2 separate regions of the Mus musculus genome follow, and region 2 is linked to region 1. The links are chromatin contacts, found by Hi-C or POLR2A ChIA-PET in ENCODE. All regions are on one chromosome and are shown on one strand. Each heading gives the region's core, a stretch centred on a gene start or an enhancer-like site at or near the end of the contact. The rest is flanking DNA. Distances are from core to core; before and after follow the strand shown. Region 1 holds the start of Ctsz (cathepsin Z). Region 2 holds the start of Prelid3b (PRELI domain containing 3B).

Region 1 (6,005 bases), core at 1,832-4,331:
GTCTGGGGCTGAAGGCCGCAGGAATGGAGGTCAGAGGGCAGCAGCACACGGACAGGAAAGTTAGGAAAAGGTCACTGCTGGGAACCCAGAACTCAGAAGTGTGGGGACTGGCGAAGCAAAGGTCCTAGGAAGGAGGCAGAGCCGGGTGTGGTACAGCGAGGGACTCGCTCCACCCCATCGTTAGGATGTTAGGAAGCCTGGTAGCCTGGCCTGAGGAGCTAAAAAACTCGACGTGAGGCAATGCGGAAGTGAGGCTGGTGAGGGCACAGAGGAGCACGTGGGCGGGGGATGGGGCTGGCTCCAGCTAACCCAACAGGAGCAACAGGGCAGTGAGAGACGGGTGGGACCAAGGGTCTCTTGGTCACCTATCAGAAGTGACTGGTCAAGGAGAGGCCGCTTGGATGCTTAACCGCATCAACCATTGGCAAACGCTTCATTAAAGAACCCACACGCCCCTTAACCCAGAGACGGGGAAAGGTATACTAGTCTCCTGCTCTGTCCCTGGCAAATGGCCAGGGCCCCACGGAAGTCCTCTCTGATGTCTACTCATCGAAAGAGGAAGCAAGGCTCTGACTGCTACTGACGAAGATGTCGGGGACTTAAGAAGAACGGAGCCGGGCGTGGTGGCGCACGCCTTTAATCCCAGCACTCGGGAGGCAGAGGCAGGCGGATTTCTGAGTTCAAGGCCAGCCTGGTCTACAAAGTGAGTTCCAGGACAGCCAGGGCTACACAGAGAAACCCTGTCTCGAAAAACCAAAAAAAAAAAAAAAAAAAAATGAAGAAGAAGAAGAAGAAGAAAAGAACGAAGCAGCCATTTTCCCCAAGGACACTGCCTTGTAGCAACTGGGAAGATACAACCTCGGTAGGGCCTAGTGCCCACCCAAGAGGGGTAGGCCCAACAGCCTCTGGCCATCTCTCCTGATCCTGCAATGTTCTACACCCTCCTCGTTTAACTCGATCCAGAGACCCAAGGATCTTTCCCACTCCATGTCACACTCACCCCACACTATGCTCTGCTGAGAGGGGCCTTTCGCTTCCCCAACAGCAGTCTGGCCACACCATTCCTAAGCGCCCCGGACTTTGCTCTACTCCTCTGCTATGGCTGCCCACTCCTTACCCCCTGCCTGCTTGGTAAGTACCTCTTGTCAGCCCACCTTCTTTCTTTCTTCCTCTTTCTGAAAAGTCAGCAGTATGCCCCAGCCCTCAGAGGTGGCTCTATGAGGGGCCACAGCTACATCTGCCCCTGGCTACTGCTGGGGTACAGACTGCCCTCAGACAGGAACCCCTCATCCTCAAAAGAGAGTCCAGGCTGATGGGCTGAACTGAAGCTGCCATCCATCTCACAACGCAGTCTCCCGACCTGAAAGAGGCTTCCTAGGCTGGGCACTGAGAGCCAACTGGCAGGCAAGACCTACATAAGCCCTACGGGCAAGAGCACTGCCATTTCAGTAATGAAATTTCATTTTCTTAATCCTCAACCTAGGCTCCACCTACAACAGACTTGGCCAAAAAGATACCCAATCAAGAGAGGACACTGGCTGAGTCCCACTCCCAGGCAGGAGACTCCCTTCCCCATTGGTTTCCAGGAACCACCTCTGGGGATGGCAAAGCTGAATCTCCATGCTACAGGTAGATTGGCACTCCCTGGCTCCTGCTTCCTCTACCAAGGAAGGGCACAGCAGCCCTCTGGGGCCTCTCTCTTCCTACTGAATGAACTTCTACTTGACTCTTGGGCGGCCAGGCTAAGGTTCGAAGAAGAGAGCTGGGGGGGCCATTTCGTACTGGGGAACATGTTCACCTCAAATGCCAGCTGCTACTGAGAAGCAGTTTCACTTCCACGCCCCACAAACCAACTGTGAACTCAGTGATTTTGCAACACCGGTCCCATGGTTCTCAATGGCTGAAGTCACAAGTTCTGAGGAAGGGAAGGTTCCTGGGAGCCACTTGTCACCAGATTCCAGCCCAAGCCTGTCCCACAGAGGCCCTAGTAGGCCCACAGGAGAGAACTCCAGAATGACACAGCCACCTCACTCTGGCTGAGGGGAAATCCAAGTCTGAATCATGGTACAGGGCCATGGGCCCCTGTAGCCCCGGGCTATGGCTATCATGGCTCACCTAAAGGTAGATTGGATGGTGAAGTGCAGCCACCCACCTGGCCAAGATACTGGCCCTGCCCTAGGCTTAGCATGGAGCGCCAGGCCACCTACCTGCCATGGCACTGGTGCTGCCGTGGGCCCAGCAGGAACCACAGTACTGTGGGATGTGCTGGTTCCTGGTGACGCTGGCATAGTTGACACCGTTCACATTTCTCCAGTCCCAATTCTTGGGGAGATCCGCTGGGGACAGGTACTCATGCGGCCGAGGATAAGTCCTGGGAGGACATCATGGCAATGGAAACCAACTCTGGAACGCATAGGGCCTCCCCTCTCCCTACCCCCACCAGGGCCACAAATCCAGTCATTTCTCCTGTTGGCCTTCTTCCCAAACTGTGGTCGGTTCAGAACTTGACCCAGAAGAGCCACCAGCAGAACCCAGGACTATTGGAAGCTGAATGTGACAGAGCATCTCCGAAATACGCTAATGCTCACTAACAAAGGCAGTAGAGGCGAGAACTGCCCAAACCAGCAAACCCCAGAGCTCCCCGGATGTGAAAATCATCCCAAAAGGAAGGGATGGGATTTGTGCTTCCCAGGCCTAATGAGGGAGGATGGGGCAAGGTCCCAAGTGTCAGGGGGTGCGCGCCTGGCCTAGAAGTTGACCCTTTTCCTCCCTAGGCACAGCCCCGCGCCCACCTGCGCCCCAGCAGAGCCAGCTGGTCCCCGCGAATGGGATGGTAGCAAGTCTGGCCCGAGCGGAAGTAGAGTCTGGCCCGTGCCGCACTCGCCAACAGCAACATCAGCAGCACCAGGGGCAGCTGCTGCACCGACCCCGACGACGCCATGCTCCTGCTCCGGGCCAATTCGGATCCTGGATCACGCGCAGCACCTTCGACCTCTTGACCCGACCCGCAGGCCCACGCGCTCGGGACGCCCCGCCCGGTCCTTTAGGAGGCGCCCAAGTTGGACACACCCCGAGGGCGGGGCCTTCCCCGCTGCTCCTGCCCCCGCCCCGCCCCGCTCGGCAGCCCCCAGGAGATAATCTGCCTCACTAGGAATCAAACAACCGGATCAGCAGAACCTGGGGTCACACAACCAGACCCCAGACCTGACAGTGCCACCAGCCATTGTGATAACACGGACTGACAGCAAAACTTAAGTTTACTATTCAGAGACCCAGGCATCCTGGAGCAGGGTAGGGCTCAGCAGGCTTCCATTGGCCCACTCAGCCCAGATTCTTTTGTTTCTCTGCTCTGGAGTGTGGTGCAGTGTCCCATTAGGTTAGGTCTCCCTAGGAGCGCACAGAGATATCCTGAGGCTGGAAGAAGGTGTGGGTCATACCCAGCATTGGACTCTAGCCTGGCTTTCTGAGCCCCTCCTCTCCACCCCCCAAGACCCAGGCTTTTCCTGAAGAGACAGCTCTCCTTCACAGAGAAGGATCCTTCCAGGATTACTCTTTTCTTTTTTCTTTTTTTTCTTTTTTTTCACTTGGCACATATATCGTGAGTCCCTGGGGTTCTGGAAAGGGTCCCTGCTAACCAGACTCTTCCAAGATGAGGAACTGAGAAAGAAGTGGGACCTGGCCAGCCTAGGTTTCGTAATGGGAGAATTTCCCCTTCCCCCTGTGCCCCGTGAGCTATTGTCAGCAGTCCCAGGCCACAAAGCTATCTCTTCTTCTGTAAGAAACATCCCCTGGTGTTTTATCTCAGGCTCTCTCCAGGTGGTGGGTGTGAGATTCCTGATGCGCGATGGCCAGTGGGGCTACAGCCATTCCTCTGTCTGTGGATAGGGGCAGTCAGAAATCATAATGGCTGTCTTGCTGCCTGCCTTTCCAGATCACCCAGGATTCCAACAAGACTCAAAAGCCTGCTGGATACCTCCTGTCAGAGAGCAGAACAAGACCTCAGAAGCAAACTTGGGGCTACCCTTAACAACGCAAGAGTTTTGTTCCCTGTTGCTATAAAGTAGTCACGGAGGCAAATGAACACTGGCATCTGTATGTTGAAATCTTTCATCCTGGGGGGTCATGGCAACCTCTCCCTTCTGCTGGGTGGTAAGTAGCCTGGTAGGAATGAGGGCCTCCCAAGGCCCAGGCAGAGACCTGAGTTCCCTAAGCCAGTTCTCCCCAGTAGTGACCATGCATTGACCTTAGAGCCCTTCGGTCCACTCTGGGGGAGTGTCGCCTCCCACGTGGGTTCCACATGGGCTCTCTCTCGCAGGAAGGGGACAATTGGTCTTGGCGATTCTATGGCATCCCACAGGCAAGGTCTAGTGAAGAGCACAATAGGGCAGCAGCGTTTATCGGGAGAGTGTGTACTCAGTGTGCTCACGGTCCCAAGTTCAATCCCTGGCACAGATAACGAGCAAATGAATGAGTGGAGTTTTAAAATTAACAAAATATACACTTTAAATAATGTGTCGTCTATGTGTGCCTATATGTTATATGTGTGCATGAGTCTGGGTGTCCTTGGAGGCCGGAAGAGCATACCCAGCACCATGGAACTGGAGTTAGAAGCTGCTGTGAGCCAATAGATGTGGGTGCTGAGAACAGAGCTCTGGCCCTCTGGAAGGGCAGTCTGTGTGCTCAACTTCTGAATTAGTTAATTAGCTAATTAATTAATTAAAATGAATGAAAGGAAGGAAAGAAGGAAGAAAGGAAGAGCTGAAAATATTTTGTGAGTAACAGAGGTTGTCGTCCCCCCCCCAGAAGCCAGCCAGGGGCGGCTTTTCTTCTTCTTCTTCTTCTTCTTCTTCTTCTTCTTCTTCTTCTTCTTCTTCTTCTTCTTCTTCTTCTTCTTCTTCTTCTTCTTCTTCTTCTTCTTCTTCTTTTTTTAAGGCTCTCTGGCAAAGTTTTATTAAAGGAAAACTTTCTTGTTTACTTCTCACCAGTCTGTTCTGGCGTGCTTCTAATAATATCAGAATCACCTGGGTCAATGATAGCCAGTGTGCATACGCTGTAGTATTTTCCACACGCTGTACCCAGTTCAATATTAGTGCCACTGTACTGATGGACACCAGTTTTAGCCAATATTCTAGCAGTTTTAGACATAGTATTCTAGTTCAGATTTCCTCAAAGCTGGGCAGCTGTTAGTGAGGACAGCCAACTTTGCGTTGCCTTGTCTGATCATCTTCAGAGTCTGTTTGTATCCCAGCACATACGTTCCACTTTTCATAACAAGCTGGAACCTAGAGTTGATCAACTCCAGAGACTTTTTCATCTTCTTTGCAGCCACCATCTTCATGCCTTAGGTACAGGACAACCCCCAACCAAAATCAGCCGATAAGATGGCCGGGGAAGGAAGATAGGCCAGGGTCTTCTTGATGGTGCAAAGTCCACTCACACATTCCAGGGCTTACAGTCTTCCTGGAGTCAGCAGACAGGAGGGCCCCAGACTGAACGCTCATGTCTCACGATGGTTTACAAGGGAGCTTACCATCTTCATCTGGCCATGTGGTGTTGACAACCCTGGGGTACTGTGAGCATGTTTGGGCATCATCACAGCAAACACTCAGACGCTATTTAGATATGATGGGCATGCCACGAGGGCATGTGACCTCCCCTCGCTGGCCCTGTCTCGTAGGTCCACGAGCTTAGGAGGCTTCACTTTTTCCCAGGCTCAGAAAATTGCATAGCAGGTGCGATGACCTTAGTGTCATCTGCGTGGCCCGCAGGAAGTCGTGAAGGCTAAAAGGCACCCGTCTGTCGTCTTGCTCTGTAAGCACTGTCACAAGGAAGCATTTATCTGATGAATCTCACTAAACGCTGCTTAAAGGAGTGGGGGAAGGGGTTACGATATTACGGGCTAGTGAGGTACACATTGTCCAAGATGGGTGAGCAGAAGCCCATTGGGCTTCCCTATCAGAGCATGGGAGGTGGCGAGAAGAGAGGTTGGTTAGAGAGAGGGGAAG
Region 2 (6,005 bases), core at 1,955-4,454, 34 kb after region 1:
ATGATAGTCCTTTCTCAATCTTTACCACTATCCACTTCCACAGGAGGGAAGAAAAAACAGCCCATGAACATGCATTAAAGAAATGATGTTCATAGAAACAAGTGGGAAAATGCCAGCCTACCATTCATTCCTGCATCTGACCACAATTGTATAGCTATAAGAAGTTCAGGACCCGTGATAAGAACTAGGAAGGTCCCACCACCAATTCACAATTAGCATCTTCCTTATCAATATGGTAAATAACATGAGCTCCCTTGGTCATTCCCCGCTGTTTTTTCCATGTCTGGCTTCTGCTCTGCAAAGGCCGCGCAATAGGAAAGGTGGAGGCCCTGATGACCTCCTTTAGCATGATCACCTGCCTCCGGGAGCAAACTGTGATTCTTCATCCAACCCAGCTTGGATTTTTCGGGGACTTCGGAGGCACGACACATGATTGGTGCTCAGGTGTGCAGTAAGTTTTGAGACCCCCCCCCCCCCCCATCAACTGATTGTACAGTTTGTCCTAGGCACTGCCCTGTCCAAGATAACTGCTTCCACTTCTGTCAGTTACCAGTGTTCCCATTACAGGAGTGAGATTGGACAGGCCAGTCAGCTGTGGCCAGGGTCTTCTTCACATAGTGATGCTATGTTAATGCAGATAAACCTAACTGCGGGGACACGAGCTATCATGTATCTGCCCTTGGTGAAGCTTGAGCTAGGTCAACAGTGATGTTTCCCTATTGGCCTGAAGAGAAGAGATATGGAAAAACCACAATAAGGCACGGTGGCCCCAGGATGTTTATTAATTTTCAGAATGGGGGAGGAGATAAGTGCATGGTCGGTAGCTAACCATGCTTCCTGATTGGATGAGGGACCAAGAAGGGCCTCCTCTGATTTTCATTTTAGATAGTTGCCATAGTGACAAGAAGAGGCCTTGGCCTATATCACTGCCATTTGGGGACTGTTTAGATTTATGAAGCTTCTACTTACAGACCTTTGTTGACTGTGGAATAGGGCTTGAGATTAAAAACAAATTAAGGCTCACTTATACAATATGTAGAGTTTGAAATCCATCTTCAGAAAGCAAGGACACAGACAGTATGGAAATCGGTGGAGTGAGACTAAAAACATACCAAGCAGCTTTGGTAGTGACTGGTTAATCAGGGCTTCTCAAGAAGACAGTGCCCAAAAAAATCCAAGCTAGGTTGGATGAGGAATGACCTAGAGTCCTGCTTGAGAGAGCAATGTTCTCAAGATGGAACCCTGAAAAAGGAAGCAAGACATCAAGACTGCAATTCAGGAGGCGAAGTGGGAAGTTCAGTGCGCTTCTGTCTCTGTTACTGTTTTGAGATGTGGCCTTGCTATGCTGTCCTGGCTGCCCAGCACACACTGTGTACCCGGATGTTCAGGCTAGCCTGATATTCATGGGAATTCTCCTGTCTCAGGCTCCCAAACTGTTAGGGTTACAGGCATGCAGCACCATCCTGGCTGACATACAGATCCTGGTGCCAAAGTGCATGTAGGCTGGGACTTTGGGTGGCCCAACCGGTCTGGATACAAGGCACTGCTGGGCTCCTCCCAGGGAGCAGTTGTGTATCTATCTTCTAGAAGACAGGTCCTTCAGCTTTCATCTACTCCAGAGGTCTGTGGCAAAAATAGACTAGGATCACCAACGACCGACTTTCATTGAACACATGCCGTTAGGAAAGGGAAGGGATGGATCCAAGGGTTGGGGTAGGGGGGGTGAGGGGGGAGGCAAGCCGAGGAAAGAGTATAGATGTAGAGAACCGTAAGGGAGGAACAAGTTCTAAGTTCTAAGGATGACACTTTGGGCCAACAGCTCTGAAGCAAAGCATTCAGATGTAGAAGAGGACTGGGGTCCAGAACCCCTTGTTCTGAAACAGACAGCATCCTAAGGACCACAGCCCCTCAGTCCCAGAAGTGGTACAAACGTTGAGAGTCCCTTCTAGTTCTAGTAGTTTGTCCTTTCTGGGACACAGCAGGTACTCAGATATGATCTACTATGTAAAACTTCTTTTACAATTACCCTCAGTAATCAGGATTGGCATTTGTAGATTAAAAGGCACCATAAAGCTATACTATTAAAACAGTGTGGCAACATTGGCCAAGTGAGTGAAGGAGCTCAGATCATCTGGAAGTGGTTTCGGATGTAAGTCAACAATAACTATGACAAGATGACATTGTAGAATAGAGCACAATAAATCAGTCAGAAAGGAGGGCTGGAACAAGGCGTAAACCAGTTATTTAGGTAGAAAGCTCTGTTGTTCTTGTGTGTGGCACCATGAACCTGGGTGGTATAATTCCCAACACCCCACTGACTCTGATCCTGTTTCCCACTATAAGTTCAGAGAACCATAAAGCTGTGACTGGATGTGATAGCAGACACTGGCTATCAGTCAGCTGTCATGGCTGAGAGGAATAGGAAACAGAGGTGACAAATTATCTGCAAGAGCAGGCCCTGGTCTCTAGATCAAGAGATCTTGATCAAGAAATCAAGAGATCTGCTCTCCAGATTGACTGTCATCAATGTTTGGCATCATGGTAGCATGAGCTGAGACCAACAGGAAGACACTCCACGTGGGTGGCCAGCTTTCTAGATGTCCGTGGGGGTGAGGGGCGCTATAACATGGGGGATTTCAGTCAGAACAACCCAGGTCACTCAGGCCATCATGCCATCACTGGGGTTCAGCCACGACACCGTGAGTCTGTCAGGTATCAGTCAGGGCACTCCAGCCACCACAAGCCGTCGGGGTTCAGTCAGGTCCCGGTGAGTCTGTCAGGTATCAGTCAGGAAACTCCAGGATACCCTGGATACGTCGGCGCTCAGGACACCCCAAAACCCTGTGAAGCCCTCGGGCCTCGTGCTCTGTGACCCCTGGAGTCACTTCCGGATCAGGCTCGACGGCCCGCTCTTGTCTTCCGTCAGTGGCGACGGTGTGGGAGGAATTCCCAGGCCTGGGGACAGGGAGCCCTAGCTCGGGTCGGGGTCGTGACCTTGGCGATCCCCCCGAGTCCCGAGCTCCGCTTGTCTCGCTACACCCGACGCCAGGAAGTTCCCCGAGGGCGCCGGAGGCGGGCGCCGCACCCACACTCACTCAAAGACGTGCTCCGAAGTCCAGATCTTCATGGTGCCAGCTGCCTGCCCGGTGTCCCTCAGTGTCCGGGGACAGTGAGGCACAGAAGTTCGCCGGCCCCGCCCCGTCCCGGCCGGCCGGCCTCGCAGCGCGCAGGCGCCGTCGAGCCAGGCGCTAGGACGCCCGGAAGTGCCATCCCGCGGCCTAGCCAAGCCGGGTTTGGCTCCGCCCCGCGGCGCAGTCCTGCCCAGTCTTCTTGGCTCAGAGCAACCAAGCCCCGCCCCCCATGCTCGGCGCAATCAAGTCCCTCCTTCGTGAAGGCTCAGTGCGCCGGCGCAGAGCCGAAAAGTGAGGCGGCCGGCCGGCGCCGCACTACGCATGCGCGGGCCTTGGCGGCGGGACTTTTTGGCTGGTTTGGCGGGTTGCTGATATGTGTCTAAAGTTCTCATTGGATGTGGCTGAGCCTGGCGGCGTTTGCCAGAGTACGGTTTTGTGGTGTGGTCTTAGAGAGTTAGTCCCACCTCTTCAATCTAAGCAGTGGGGTGGCGGGACAGGGGTGGTTTCAATCAGCACCCGTGCCCTTGCCAGCCCAGGGTTGGTTACCCTTGGTGGAACAGGCCACCCAGACAGGGCTGGACCAATTGCTCTACGGTCATAGGTCATCTCCATCACCATTTCTCAGTGATGCCCACGCCCTCCTGTGCCTCCACAACTTCCTGTTACATATTCCTCAGCAATTACCACTCTGGAGTCATCTTGTTTATCTGTTAGCTCCCATTGTAAGTCATCCCCCAGAAAGCCAGCCCTGGCCTGTCTCCATCATGGCACTCAGCACCTCTGGATAGCAGGGGTTTAAAGGTTATTGAAAATGAAATAGTTATTTGAGGAATGAATTAATTAGGCCATTTAGTTTATCTGCTTGACTTCTAGTCTGTAGGCACGTGAGGGTGAGGCTCTTGCTAGGCTTGTTCAGTGATTTCCTCCCTGTACCTAATAATTACAGATGACATTCGTGAGAGAATGACTAAGAAGTGAGGGGGCAGGAGCGGATGGCATGTGGTTCTATTCAGAGATGTGCCGGGTAAGATGGACGAACTGCTTGGCTTGGGTTTCAGGTGTAGCTTCCCACCTCTGCGCACCCTGTTCCCCGCATCCTGTGCCTCCCGACAGAACAATTTGCCTTTTGAAATGACAGTTGGAGGAAAATCTTTGCATCTCGGTACTTAAAGAGCTACTTAGAATTACCCTTTGTCCCTAGTTTGTTCAATTGTTAAAAACAAATAAAGCCAGGTTAATTTAGGAGGGTGGATCATTTTTTTTTTTAAAATAGCCAAAGCAGTTTATATTTTAAAAGATAGAAAAATTATATTAGACAGGAAGGAAATAATATGGTTGGTAGCTGCTAAGTGTAATTTGTTTTACCTGGGGGATTATATATATATATATTCAGTACTTTGAGTGATTTCTTGGGGAGATAATGTTTTAAGGGCTGCTGAGAGGGCCCCAGCCTTTGTTAAGATGTGAAGTTAGTGCTGTGTATTACTGGCTCTAGTGCAGTCACTACAGAACAGTCAGTCCCTGCTGCCCTAGAGCTTCATGAAGCTGTTCACCAGCTAGCTGGCCAGCCTCCTCTGCCTCCTCCTCCTCCTCCTCCTCCTCTTCCTCTTTTCTCTTTTCTTTCTTTGCCCCCAGTTCAAGATTTTTTCTTTGTCAAAGTCATACCAGAAAACTTACTTCTTTTCCATTGCTCTCCAAAACATGACTGTACCAGTCTACTGATTTTGCTTCCTTCATCTGGAGTGATGGGGATGGATCGTTAGGTGGGTGGATGTCTGGGGTCCGATGGTCTTTTCTGTGTCTCCCTGTACTAAAAAATGCTAATAACTCTTTGGGGTTTGGAAAACAAGGTCTTCCTTCTATCACTGCCTCCTAGGGACACACTAAGAGGCTCACTGAGGATGCAAAACAAGGTGTTTAGACCCTTAAGAGTCATGTTAGTAATGGTTCCTTTTATTGAGAGAGAAGTCATTAGGACATTGACTTGATTTGGAATACGGTGACTGGATCTCCTGAGTCTGCCCCAGGGATGGCACCTGTGACTCCCGCCTGCCAGGAACTTCACAACTGGTGGGGGACAAACGACAAGTCAAGAGAAAACCACAAGATACCCAAAGAGAAGGCTCTATGTCGGGGAGACCATGGACTGTGAGGAGGAGCTGGTGTGAATGGGCCTCAATGACAAGCCCTGCTTCTGGCTCTGACTCTGACTGGGCCTCTGATCCGTTGATTTCGAAGCTTCGCTCAATCGCCCTCCACTTGTCATACTTTGCATCATTATTTCATCTGATAAAATTTAAATTTATCTTAAAGTTACTTAAATTTTTTGGATCAGTGTGGTATACAATAATCCACCTTTATCTGTAGGTTTGTTTTCCATAATTCTTCAACCATCCATGGTCTACTGTAGATATTAAATGAAAAACTGTAGAAGTCAATAATTCATGAGATTAATGTTGTATACTATTCCGAGTGGTGTGATGAAGTCTTGTTGCAGCTCAGTCTCCCCTGTCGTTCTGGACACACCCTGCAGAGTGTCTGTGCTGTGTACAACACCCACTGATGTAAACCATCCAGGGGGGCTGTGCTGTGTACACTTCTTATCTATGGTTCTAGGAATCCACCGTGGGCCTTGAATCACATCCCAGAGAATAAGAAGCCACTACCGTAATAATATATGTATTTGGTACTTGTCCCTGGTTTCTGTTGCAGAACTCCTGAGCTCTTGTGATTTCCTGACTCACAGTGAGGATGGTAATATGATATAAATAGGATCATACTAGCCTCGGGATGGAGCCAGACCTGGGAAAGACCGATTAGAGGGCTAGAACCTTCATCTCTGTTCCTCCCAGGGTGGCCATAGCTGGAGCTTGA

The links. Hi-C counts contacts between places; a loop is a spot of excess contacts on that map. ChIA-PET counts read pairs that join two places held with the same protein, here RNA polymerase II (POLR2A).
Region 2: a map of heart shows a loop between it and region 1 (2.2-fold over the local background). The contact joins the promoter of Prelid3b here to the promoter of Ctsz in region 1. A Hi-C loop is called at or near these places in 3 of 37 maps with a recorded cell type or tissue (T-helper 1 cell, heart and v-Abl transformed pro-B cells). POLR2A ChIA-PET finds 5 or more read pairs at or near these places in 3 of 5 experiments (Patski and embryonic stem cell).

Annotation. Positions count from the first base shown.
Region 1 is chr2:174,435,958-174,441,962 of GRCm38, forward strand. It overlaps Ctsz (cathepsin Z), which reads right to left and starts at 3,082. Exons shown (of 6, transcript NM_022325.5): 1 at 2,793-3,082; 2 at 2,208-2,371. The coding sequence starts at 2,941. It also overlaps the pseudogene Rpl30-ps5.
Region 2 is chr2:174,469,737-174,475,741 of GRCm38, forward strand. Prelid3b (PRELI domain containing 3B) reads right to left here and starts at 3,205. Exons shown (of 6, transcript NM_025531.2): 1 at 3,096-3,205. The coding sequence starts at 3,127. Gm38546 (a long non-coding RNA gene) reads left to right here and starts at 3,275. Exons shown (of 2, transcript XR_867090.2): 1 at 3,275-3,853; 2 at 4,078-4,373.